2 separate regions of the Mus musculus genome follow, and region 2 is linked to region 1. Evidence: chromatin contacts called from ENCODE Hi-C or POLR2A ChIA-PET data. All regions are on one chromosome and are shown on one strand. The core of a region is the stretch at or near the end of the contact, and the rest is flanking DNA. Distances in the headings are between cores, read along the strand shown.

Region 1 (5,153 bases), core at 996-3,495:
TGCAATCCCATATGTCAGGACTGGGGGCTCGAAAGAGAGCAGAGGAGACAGGCCACTCCAGGACAGGTGCCACAGTTTATGTGTCCACAAAAGGCCAGGTTGGGCTGCAGAGATGGCTTGGGAGTTAGGAGCACTGACTGCTCTTCCAGAATTTCTGAACTCAATCACCAGCAACTATATGGTGACTCACAACCATCTGTAATGGGATACAATGTCCAGAGGTCTGTCTGAAGACAGCTACAGTGTACTCATATACACTAAAACAAACAAACAAACAAACAAAAACAAAGCAAAACAAAAAAGGGCCAGGTCAAGATAACAATATCTAAGTTGGGTCTAACAGAATATGAACTCAAAATTACAAGACTACTGAACCGCTGGACCACCAATCTAGTGAAGAATTCAAGGTCCCACAATCCAGGATAACTTTAATTAGACTTCTCATACTTCTAGACTGACCAGGCTCATCCAGAAAGGGGAAGGTCATAGGGTTAGCCCTAACAACCGAACAGTTCCATTAAGCAATCCTACATACTAGTTTCAGTTCACACTAGTCTGTTGTCTATTAAGCACTTAAGCAGCTTGGAGGTGATAGCAATTAATGTAGGAACAATTAACAATCCCATCGTTACAGAGGTTTTTTTTTAAGATAAAATTATTTTTGAAGTCACACAACCAAGATCCTGTCTAAGTTGTTAAAGTCCCTTTGTGAAAGCTGGGACAATTTATGGCACAGGGGCACTCAATCAGGGTCACAGACTTTCCCTCTCCACTTAGATTTTGCTTTGAAACAGTGTCTCACTTTGTAGCCCAGGTTGGCCTCCGATTCACAGAAAGTCTCCCACATAAGCCTGCTAAGTGCTTAGATTACAAACTCAGGCTGACCCAACCTTAAAATTCCCCTGCCTCAGCCTCCACGGTCTAACAAGTGTGAGCCACCACTGATTAGTTTAGTTTATTCATTCATTCGTTTATTTATTTCATTTTTGCAACAGGGTCTCCGGTCCTGGCTGTCTTAGAACTCATTATATAGACCAGAATGGCTTGTTAAAGAGATCGTCCTGACACTAGCTCAGGATTAAAGGTATAAACCACTATGCAAGCCACAAGGTAGTTTGAAAAACATGAAGAGGCCTAACCTGGCTGTCCTTTGGATTTTATCCCAATCAGCATTTAGGAAGCAGAGACTACGAGAACCTGAACCTGTGAGTTTCAGGCCAGCGTGGTGGTGAGACACCCCTCCCCCCATTTTAAAAGTATAAAACAGTCTAAGGGTTTAAGTCGTTTTTGGCTGTGCTGGAGATTGAACTCCAGCTAGTTACCAAGCCATTCTGACACAACAGAACTTGTTTCGGCAACTCGTATATTAGCTACAACTCCTGAACCGTGAAGGGTCACAGGTCCCCTTAGCAAGGCTTCTGGGTTAAGACCGCCGAGTAAGCGCACCTCTCACGGACCAGAGAGTTCACACAAGTAGCAAAATAAAAGAAAGGGTAAACGAATTCCATAAAGTCACAGTCACAGAATTTGGGGGTGTGAGCCTCTGTGCCCAGGAGATTTGGCCAGCCACCTCTCTCCCGTCCTGAAGATGCTGGCACCGCAGCGAAACGCTCCGCGTTGCCGGGATACAGCGGCGAGGAAGGGCACCCGGCACCCCAGGCAGGGTCCGAGGCAGCACCCAGTCCTCTCACAAGGCAGCTCAGAGCCAGCAGCACTGCCTGGCAGGAACTCCAGCCCAGCTCCTTCCAGAGCGGCTCAGACTGGGCTCCCAACCCGCACCTACGTCCTTAGGCCCGCACGGGCTCCCAGGCGGCGAGCGCCACTGCGGAGCGGGCGGGCCGGCTCGAGGCCTTCTTGACGCCCGCGGCTCCGGGCGCCCCGTCCCCGCCCGGCCTGCCGCTCTGTTCCCGTCCGTCCCGAGACACCGACCCCGCCCGGCCCTCCTTCTCTCTCCCTCCCTCTCGGGCTCACCCAGCAGCAGCAGGAGCAGCGGCCGCCGGGCGCCGGGGGCCGCCATGGCGCGACGCAGCCGAGGCCGGAGGACGGCGGTTGCGCGGGCGGCGAGGCCGGCGGGAGGGCGCGTCCACCGACTCGAGAGGCCCCGCAGCTGCGGCGCCGGCACGGAGAGGACCCTGCGGCCGGCAGCGCCTGTCACGTGAGCAGTGCCGCGCCCGCCGGTCACGTGAGCCGAGGGTCTCGCGAGAGCCCGTGGACCGCCAGCTTACTCCTCACTTCTTCGGGAGGCTCCGTTCCGCACGTGATGTGGTCACGTGCCAGTCGGCATCACGTGGGCGCTGGACCACGTGATATCTTGCCCTCTCCCCACCCCCTTCCCCCCCCCCCCCCCACGGCCTTTCTCCCGAGTGTCCCGAAATGGAAAGTAGGTTGTGGCTTTGAGTAAGGGAAGGAGAAACGCTGTCGGAGAAAGTGAAGATGGAAACAGGAAGCCATGAAGGCTGGACTGAGCCCCGTAGGCCAGCTACATGCCACAGTTCAGGTCCAAGCCCCTGAAGGCCTGCAGCCCAGTGGTAGTCTTGGTTGAGAGCCATGTCTAGGTCAATACCAGTGTTTACATCCCAGGACAGTGTGCATATCCATTTCGAGGTGGGTATTCCCATCTAGACCCGTGCCCCAGGCCCAGGCTGACCTCCACTTTCAGGCTCACATACTAGTGTCTAGGGTCAGCCCCGAATGTGTCCCATTCGGTGATCCAGGCAGAGGACAGTCCTTTAGGATACGTAGATGGTGGGAGATGTGGAAAAGATACTTTTTAAGAGATAGGATTTCAGAATATATCTTTAGCCGGCCTCAAACTCAGAGATCAGCCCGCCTCTGCTTCCTGAGTGCTCAGATGATGTGTGTGGGCGCAGTGTTCTTGACCATTCCTGGCTGCTTAAGGGCATGTGGATGGTCATCTTACCTGAGATGACTATTTCCATGAAGAGTTCAATACTAAAGTATTTTCCTCTTTTGTGAATGTCACACTCAAAACTCGAGGATTGGTTTGATGTTTGGGGACATGGCGTCACCCTAAAGCCCAGGTTGACCTGGAACTCGCATGGACCAGGCTGGCCCCACACTCTGGGCAATCATCCTGTCAGGAGCGCAGAGATTACAGGTGTGTGCCACCATGGCATGAATAATCTGAGCTTTTATGTTATTATATTGTTTTGGAGACAGGGTCTCTCTATATAACCCTGGCAATCCTAGAACTCATTACTTAGACAGGTTGGCCTCAGACTCAAGAGATCAGCCTGCCTCTGCCTTCAGAGTGCTGGGACTAAAGGCCGGAGACCACCAGATCTACCTTGAAGTCCTCAAGTTTTAGCTTGAGGATTCCTCCTGTTAACAGATTTTTCATTCAAGCTGAGTTCTTCCTCCTCAGAATTGTAGACCCAGTAACAAAACTTAAAAGCTGTTTATGTAGTGGACTAGTTTATTCTGTGACCGGAGAATAAGAGTGGTTGGAGAGATGGCTCATTTGTGTAGGACCTTGGTTCCAGTCCCATCACTCACATGGTTCACAACTATCCAGTTCCGGGGAGCCTGATGCCCTCTCCTGACTTCTGAGGGCACACCACACCTGCCTATGATGCACAGGCCTACCCTATATTCAAGCAAAACTCTCATGCACAAAATAAAGTGAAATTTTAAAAAGAAACTGGGAGAAATGGGTCAAAGATCACTTTCTAAAGGAGGGGGGTCTTTTTAAGATGGATATAACGGTGTGGGTGTGCATCCCTTTAATCCAGGACTTGGGAGGCAGAGGCAGGTGGACCTCTGCGTTCTAAGCCAGCCAGGGTTACAGACTGTCAAAAACAGGGAGTGGAGGAGCAAGGCAGAAAATTAGAAGGAGGTATGGGGGCACAAGCTTGCAATCACAAGACTCTGCTTACTTCTCCATTGATGTGATAAAACTCTATGATCTAGGCAGCTTAGAGAGGACTCATCTGGGGCCAGAGAGTTAGGAGTCCATTGTCATCCCTGTGGGGAGCATGGTGGTAGGGAAGCAGCTGAGAGGGTGCATTTTGATCCACAACAGGAAGCAAAGAGAATGCTGGGATGGCTTCCTTGTGACGCTGTCTATCAGCAGTCCTGTAGCAATGTTGTCAGTACACAGTTTCTGGCTTTGGAGTGTTCTCTGAATTAGAGAACTAATTTTGGGCACAATCCGAGGACTTCTAAGATGTTTGTTTCTCCTAAACATTCTGATATAAAAAACCCTTCCAATTAATTTTTTGAACAGAAACAAGAGCCTCCTACTGAGTTGTGCTTTCCGGCCCCAAGTGCCTTTTAATTTTGCCACTATTGGTGACGGACAGAACTCCTGAAGCATCTCCAGTACTCCTGCAGCTAAGATGTAGATATTGGCCAGAGAACATTCGAGGTAGAACATGGCCCCATGAATGCAGGGGCAGTGCTCGATGAGCACGGGAGGAGGAGCTGGCCCTGCCTGGTCCTCACTGGTGGAGTCTGTGTCTCCAGTTTTATTCCTGGTTGTTCCACATTTGGGGCTTGGCCTACTTTCTTCTGTATCCTTCTTGGCGAGCCTGTAAGTTGCGCTGAGGCCTGCCAACCCATCATTTTTCTGTTTATAGCACATGTGGACAGTCTGGTGTGTACAAGTTGAGTCCTCACCCAACGTGACACTGACTTCAGTGACACTGACAGAAGAACAGGGCATAGAGGCGAGAGGCTTAGCAAACGTGTTTTCAGAGAATAAGGAATTTTGTTAAAGCACTACAGTGAGTTTATATTGCTTTTCTCTTTGAAGCTTTAGTATTTTATATGTACGGGTGTCTTGCCTGCATGTGTGTCTGTGTACCACTTGTATGTGGGTGCCCACAGGGCCAGAGGTATCAGGTCCCCTCCCCCGAGCTGGAGTTAAAGGCTATTTTGAGCCATACAGTGTGGTGCTATGAAGGGAACCCAAGTCCTCAGCTAAAGCAGTATTCCTTCTTAGATGCTGAGCCCTGTCTCCAGACCCTTCTCATGTGTCCTGATGTGTTTGAGTCTCTCTCCAGGAGGTACTGTTCATGAGGTTGCTCACCCGCTGCCTGCTCCAAGAGTCAGATGCTGTTATTTAGCCTCTGACAATGGTCAGGTTTTACTGATCTCCTTTGTATTTATACCTCATTAGTTTGTTTTCTAAG
Region 2 (4,840 bases), core at 769-3,268, 54 kb after region 1:
CCTAGCTCGATGGTCATTTTATTCAACAGTTTTAGCATATACTGTGTTCTGTCTGAGGCCCAGCAGAGGAAGTCAGGTGTGGGTCTTTTTTTCATGAGTGCACTACAAGTTTTGGATTTGGGAGTTTGGGGTTGGGAGTGATGGGCCTGCCACAGGTTCCTTCGGGTACCACTGCTTACTTTTCTTCTTGTGCTTTCTGTAACTTACAATACACTCAGTTTGTAACCAGGATAAAACAAGCCTCTTAGGTAACTTTTAAGTAACATATAAGTAATTATTTGTTCTATCACAAACTAAAACACAGAATATTTAGCAGTTATTGTATAAAACCATGACAGAAAAGTGTGCTTGAAACAGCAAAATGTACTTCGGATGATTTTCCCCCCCTGTTGCAGACACAACTTGTCTTTAAGTTAAAACTACCAGAATCGCCGGGCGTGGTGGCGCACACCTTTAATCCCAGCACTCGGGAGGCAGAGGCAGGTGGAGTTCTGAGTTCAAGGCCAGCCTGGTCTACAGAGTGAGTTCCAGGACAGCCAGAGCAACACAGAGAAACCCTGTCTCAAAAAAAAACAAAACAAAACAAAACAAAAACCCTACCAGAATCTGTCTGCAACCTTATTTGCAATAATTAAACTACAAAACAGTGTGTGTGTGTTGGGGAGGGGGTGTGTGTGTCACAACCCAGGGACCCTACTAGCAAGTGGGGCCGTACTGAGTTCCATGTATAACACACTGGCACTCTGATAACACTGAAGACTGCTGGGGGCTCTGTGCCTCTTAGCTCCAAACACCTCCTTTCTTCTGGCGCTGGGAAAACGTACACCTCCTAAGCAGCCTGGTCTAAGCCTCAACACACAGCACTAATCCAGGGCGGCGATCCATAGAAACACCTGCTGACCCAGGGTTTCGCGGCTTCCGCTAGGGAAGGCTCGGGCCGCAGCTTCTCCCCGGGCGGGCGGGCGGACGGGCGGGCCTCCCTAGCGTTGGCCCCGGTGGCTGCTGGAGGAGGAACCCAGCCAGGTGCTCGCAGGCCCTCGCCGCCGCTCACCTGGTACAGCTCCTCCAGGTTGTACCTGATGGATGTGCTGCTCTGGATGGCCTTGACCGCTTCGTGAAGCTTCCGCCACGTGTCCTGAGTGTAGTTGTCAGGCAGCCGCGGCCTGTCTGTGGGGGAGAGAGGGTCAACGGCCGCGCGGGGACAGCACAGGCCGGGGCACCGAGGCAGGGCCCGGCCGGGCTAGCCAGGAGGTGCGGGATCGGGGCCAGCTGGGGCGCGGGGACGTGGCGGAGCGTGAGGTGCAGGGACAAGTCGGGTTGCGGCGCCGAGACGGGACAGTGCGGGAACCAGGCGGGCCGGGGCGCGGGGACAGGGCCTGCCGGGCAGCCCCAGGAGGCCCTGTCCGAGCGCGCGACCCGCCGGCCGCCCCGTTCGCTCCTCACCGGAGCGCACCCACCTCGGAAGTTCTTGATGACCAGCTTCCTGGAGCCTCCCGTGCCCCCCGGCTTGGCGGGGCCACCGGCCAACGCCGCGGGCTTGGTGAGGCCGTTGGTGCGGCCCATGAGAGCCGAGACGCTGCCCTTCCGAGGGCCCTCGTCCGCCATGGCTGGGCCGGACGCCGCCCCGCCCCGCGCCGCCCGGCTCCTCCTCCTGCCCTGCGCCCGCTCCGTGCGCGCCCGGCTCCTCCTCCTGCTGCTGTCGGGCTCCGCCCGTGAGCGCTCGGCTCCTCCTCTTTCTGCTCGCGGCCGGGTCCGCGCGCCCGAGGCCCAACCGCCGCGGCGCGCACCGGAACGATCCGGCTCCTCCTCCTATGCGCGAACTCCGCCCAAGGAGGGCTCGGGGACTCGCAGGCGTTCTACAACGAATGCTCGCGAGAGGGCGCCGTGACACCTGCACCGAGGGCTCCGGAGCTCGCCGCCCCACGTCACGTCGAGGGCCGTGACGAGGACACCCCGGCGAGGACTTGAGTGGATAAAAGCACCCGGCAACCTTGCCTCCTGGATCACCTTACACCTAGGATGCTCAGGGATGCTGCTCCGTGCGCTAGCGCGCCGAGGGGTTGGGGACGGGATGCTCTGCACCCATTTATCTGGGGTGCCCCAGTGTGAGATGTGGGAGGACTCAGGAACACATCCTAGGAGTGCGCGGGACGCCTTCCCAGTGGGCTCTGGACTTTGGTTCCGGGAGAGTCAGGAGCGCCTCTGCACACGGAGGGTTGGGGATCGGGTCACCCTCATGGGAGAGGGGTGCGAGGAATCGGGTCGCTAGCACACCGACGTGACCAGGGACACGTTCCCAAGTCGGTTGGGAACTCCTCCACGTCAGTCCTCCGCCCTCGCGCGCGCCCCCGCCGCACCCGAGGCGTCCCGGCGACCGCGCTGACAGCTGCCCCCAAAGAAGTGCTCTCACCACCGGCTCGGCTCGGCTCGGCTCGGCTCGCTCCACCTTCACCCGCTCCGGAACCAACGTGCAGAGGTTACCGTGTGGGGACAAGGAGCGGAAACGGACCTGCGCCGGAAGTGAGGCACTCAACACCCGCGGCCGCCGCTATGGCGCACATCACCATTAACCAGTACCTACAGCAGGTGGGTTTCGCTTGGTATCCTGGCCTACGGGCCACGAGGGGTGAGTCCTGGGGCCGGGTCGGACGGTGCCGGGGGTCCTGCGGCTGGCCTCGAGGCGAGGAGGGTGTGCTGCACGCGGTGGGCAGCCTGCCTTGTTCGGAAGTTGCAGGTGCTGCCCGGTGGACCAGGAGGAGGAGGATCCGAGGTGGAGGTAGCAAGATCGGGGCCACTTGTAGAAACGGTTGTCTGTGTAGTCAGCGCTGCTGTCCGCACGAAGCACGTTGTGTCTCTTGGCAGCGGTGCCCATCAAGGCTTTACTTAAAGCCTGGGAGTGGCACAGGCAAACACTGTTGCATCCGGGTGGAGGGCCGTGATTGCGTCTTCTAGGGTGTTGAAGATGTGAATCCCACTAGGCAACACACCTGGTGCAAGGGGCAGCCAGATAGGGAAGACTGATGAACGTTTTAACTGACTACACTTGCTGCTCATGGCTGCTTATGAACCTTGGATTTGCGCTTAGCTCTATTACCAAAGCCCCCTTTTCCTGTCCCAAACAGCTCAGTTTTGGGTACTACAGTACTAGAAGCAGTACTTGTGTGCTTCTTAAGTAGCGGCACTATTGTCGGTGCTGCGTGTGCATATGTATTCTCTTTGATTCCATCACAAGGCCCTCCTTGAAGAGCTCCGTAGGCGGCTAACCCAAGTCTTCCCAGCTCAGAAGCATCAGAGACTGGCTCTACAGTGCACATGTTTAACACTTAGCAAGATGCTAATTCTGGAGATCACGCTTGAACCTTAGTGATCTCATTGTTGGCCAAAAGACCAGTCTTTATTTCAACACACTGGCAATAGCCTTGGCCAGTGGCTACCTGTTAACAAATTGCTTGTCTCTCTTTCCCCATGATTCCTGTGCTGATTTCCCAGAAGCTGTTGGGGTCAGGTTGGTTGAATTTTGCCATCCTTACCGGTGTTAATAAGGTTAAGAGTAGCCTGTTACTCTTGTGACTGCTTGAGCCAGGAATAAAGGTCTTTCTTTCCTGTCACAGGGAATGGCATGGCATCAGCATGCTTGTGCTGCTTCCGGGTTATCCCAAGTCCATAGTGATGTTTTGATGGCCTGCAAGGGGAGCCTGCATATGTTTCAAAGAGAGAAACGTGGAGCTTGAGGAGTCTACTCCTTACAGCAAGGAGTGAGGTCCACTTTTCTTCAAGGTCAAACTAGAAGGAAACTTTACTCCATTTCCTAAGGTTAACAGTAATAAATTACCTCTAATTCAGAACCCACAGCCAAAGAACATCACAGACATCGTAGCCCTAAGAACAAGGACATTCACTGTAACCACAATGCATTTAGTAGCCTGAGAACTTTGACACTGATGCATGTAACTTTTAATTTTCCAATGTTTTGCACATTTTTTGTTTTTTTGTTTTTCAGTAGATATTTGCTTTATTTACATTCCAAATGTTGTCCTCTTTCCTGGTTTCCCTTCTGAAAATTCCCATCCCCTTTCCCTCTCCCCCTGCTCACCAACCCACCCACACTGGCTTCCTGGCCCTGGCCTTCCCCTACACTGGGCCATAGAGCCTTCACAGGACCAAGGGCCTCTCCTCCCATTGATAACTGACTAGGCCATCCTCTGCTACATATGCAGCTGGAGCCATGAGTCCCACCATGTGTTTTCTTTGGTGGTTTAGTCCCTGGGAGCTCTGGGGTTGCTGGTTAGTTCATATTGTTGTTCCTCCTATGGGGCTGCAGACCCCTTCAGCTCCTTAGGTCCTTTCTCTAGCTTCTTCGTTGGAGATCCTGTGCTCAGTCCAATGGTAAGCTTCGAGGATCCACCTCTGTATTTGTCAGGCACTGGTGGGGCCTCTCTGGAGACAGCTATAACAGTCTTCTTTCAGTAAGCATTTGTTGGCATCCACAAAAGTGTCTGGGTTTGGTGATTGTATATGGGATGGATCGCTTAGGTGTGCAAATTGTTTCTTAGGATTTGTTTTTTGAATCCAGAGTGCAATCCAGAGTTACACATTGCATGTATTCTTGTTCTAGATAATGTGGGACTGTGAGCTTCCTGTCCTCCAGTCCCTTTTGTAGAGGTGGGTTACCCTCACTGAGAGCCCTTTCCCAGACCAGGTATCGTCTTCGTTGTCCAGGATATGATTTTTCTGTTTTCCTTTCTATATTGATTTTCTTTTTATGTGGATCTGGGGACTGAAGCTAGGGTCTTATGCATCTAGGCAAGTGCTCTATCATTCATTGAGTCACATCCTGGCC

Evidence for each region. A loop is a pair of places that touch in the nucleus more often than their neighbours do. ChIA-PET counts read pairs that join two places held with the same protein, here RNA polymerase II (POLR2A).
Region 2: a map of heart shows a loop between it and region 1 (5-fold over the local background). The contact joins the promoter of Pcid2 here to the promoter of Lamp1 in region 1. A Hi-C loop is called at or near these places in 5 of 37 maps with a recorded cell type or tissue (gastrocnemius and heart). POLR2A ChIA-PET finds 5 or more read pairs at or near these places in 3 of 5 experiments (Patski and embryonic stem cell).

What each region holds. Positions count from the first base shown.
Region 1 is chr8:13,156,253-13,161,405 of GRCm38, reverse strand. Lamp1 (lysosomal-associated membrane protein 1) reads right to left here and starts at 2,245. Exons shown (of 9, transcript NM_010684.3): 1 at 1,972-2,245. The coding sequence starts at 2,017.
Region 2 is chr8:13,102,521-13,107,360 of GRCm38, reverse strand. It overlaps Pcid2 (PCI domain containing 2), which reads left to right and starts at 2,018. Exons shown (of 14, transcript NM_178708.3): 1 at 2,018-2,586. The coding sequence starts at 2,551. Cul4a (cullin 4A) reads right to left here and starts at 1,738. Exons shown (of 20, transcript NM_146207.3): 1 at 1,458-1,738; 2 at 1,052-1,167. The coding sequence starts at 1,605.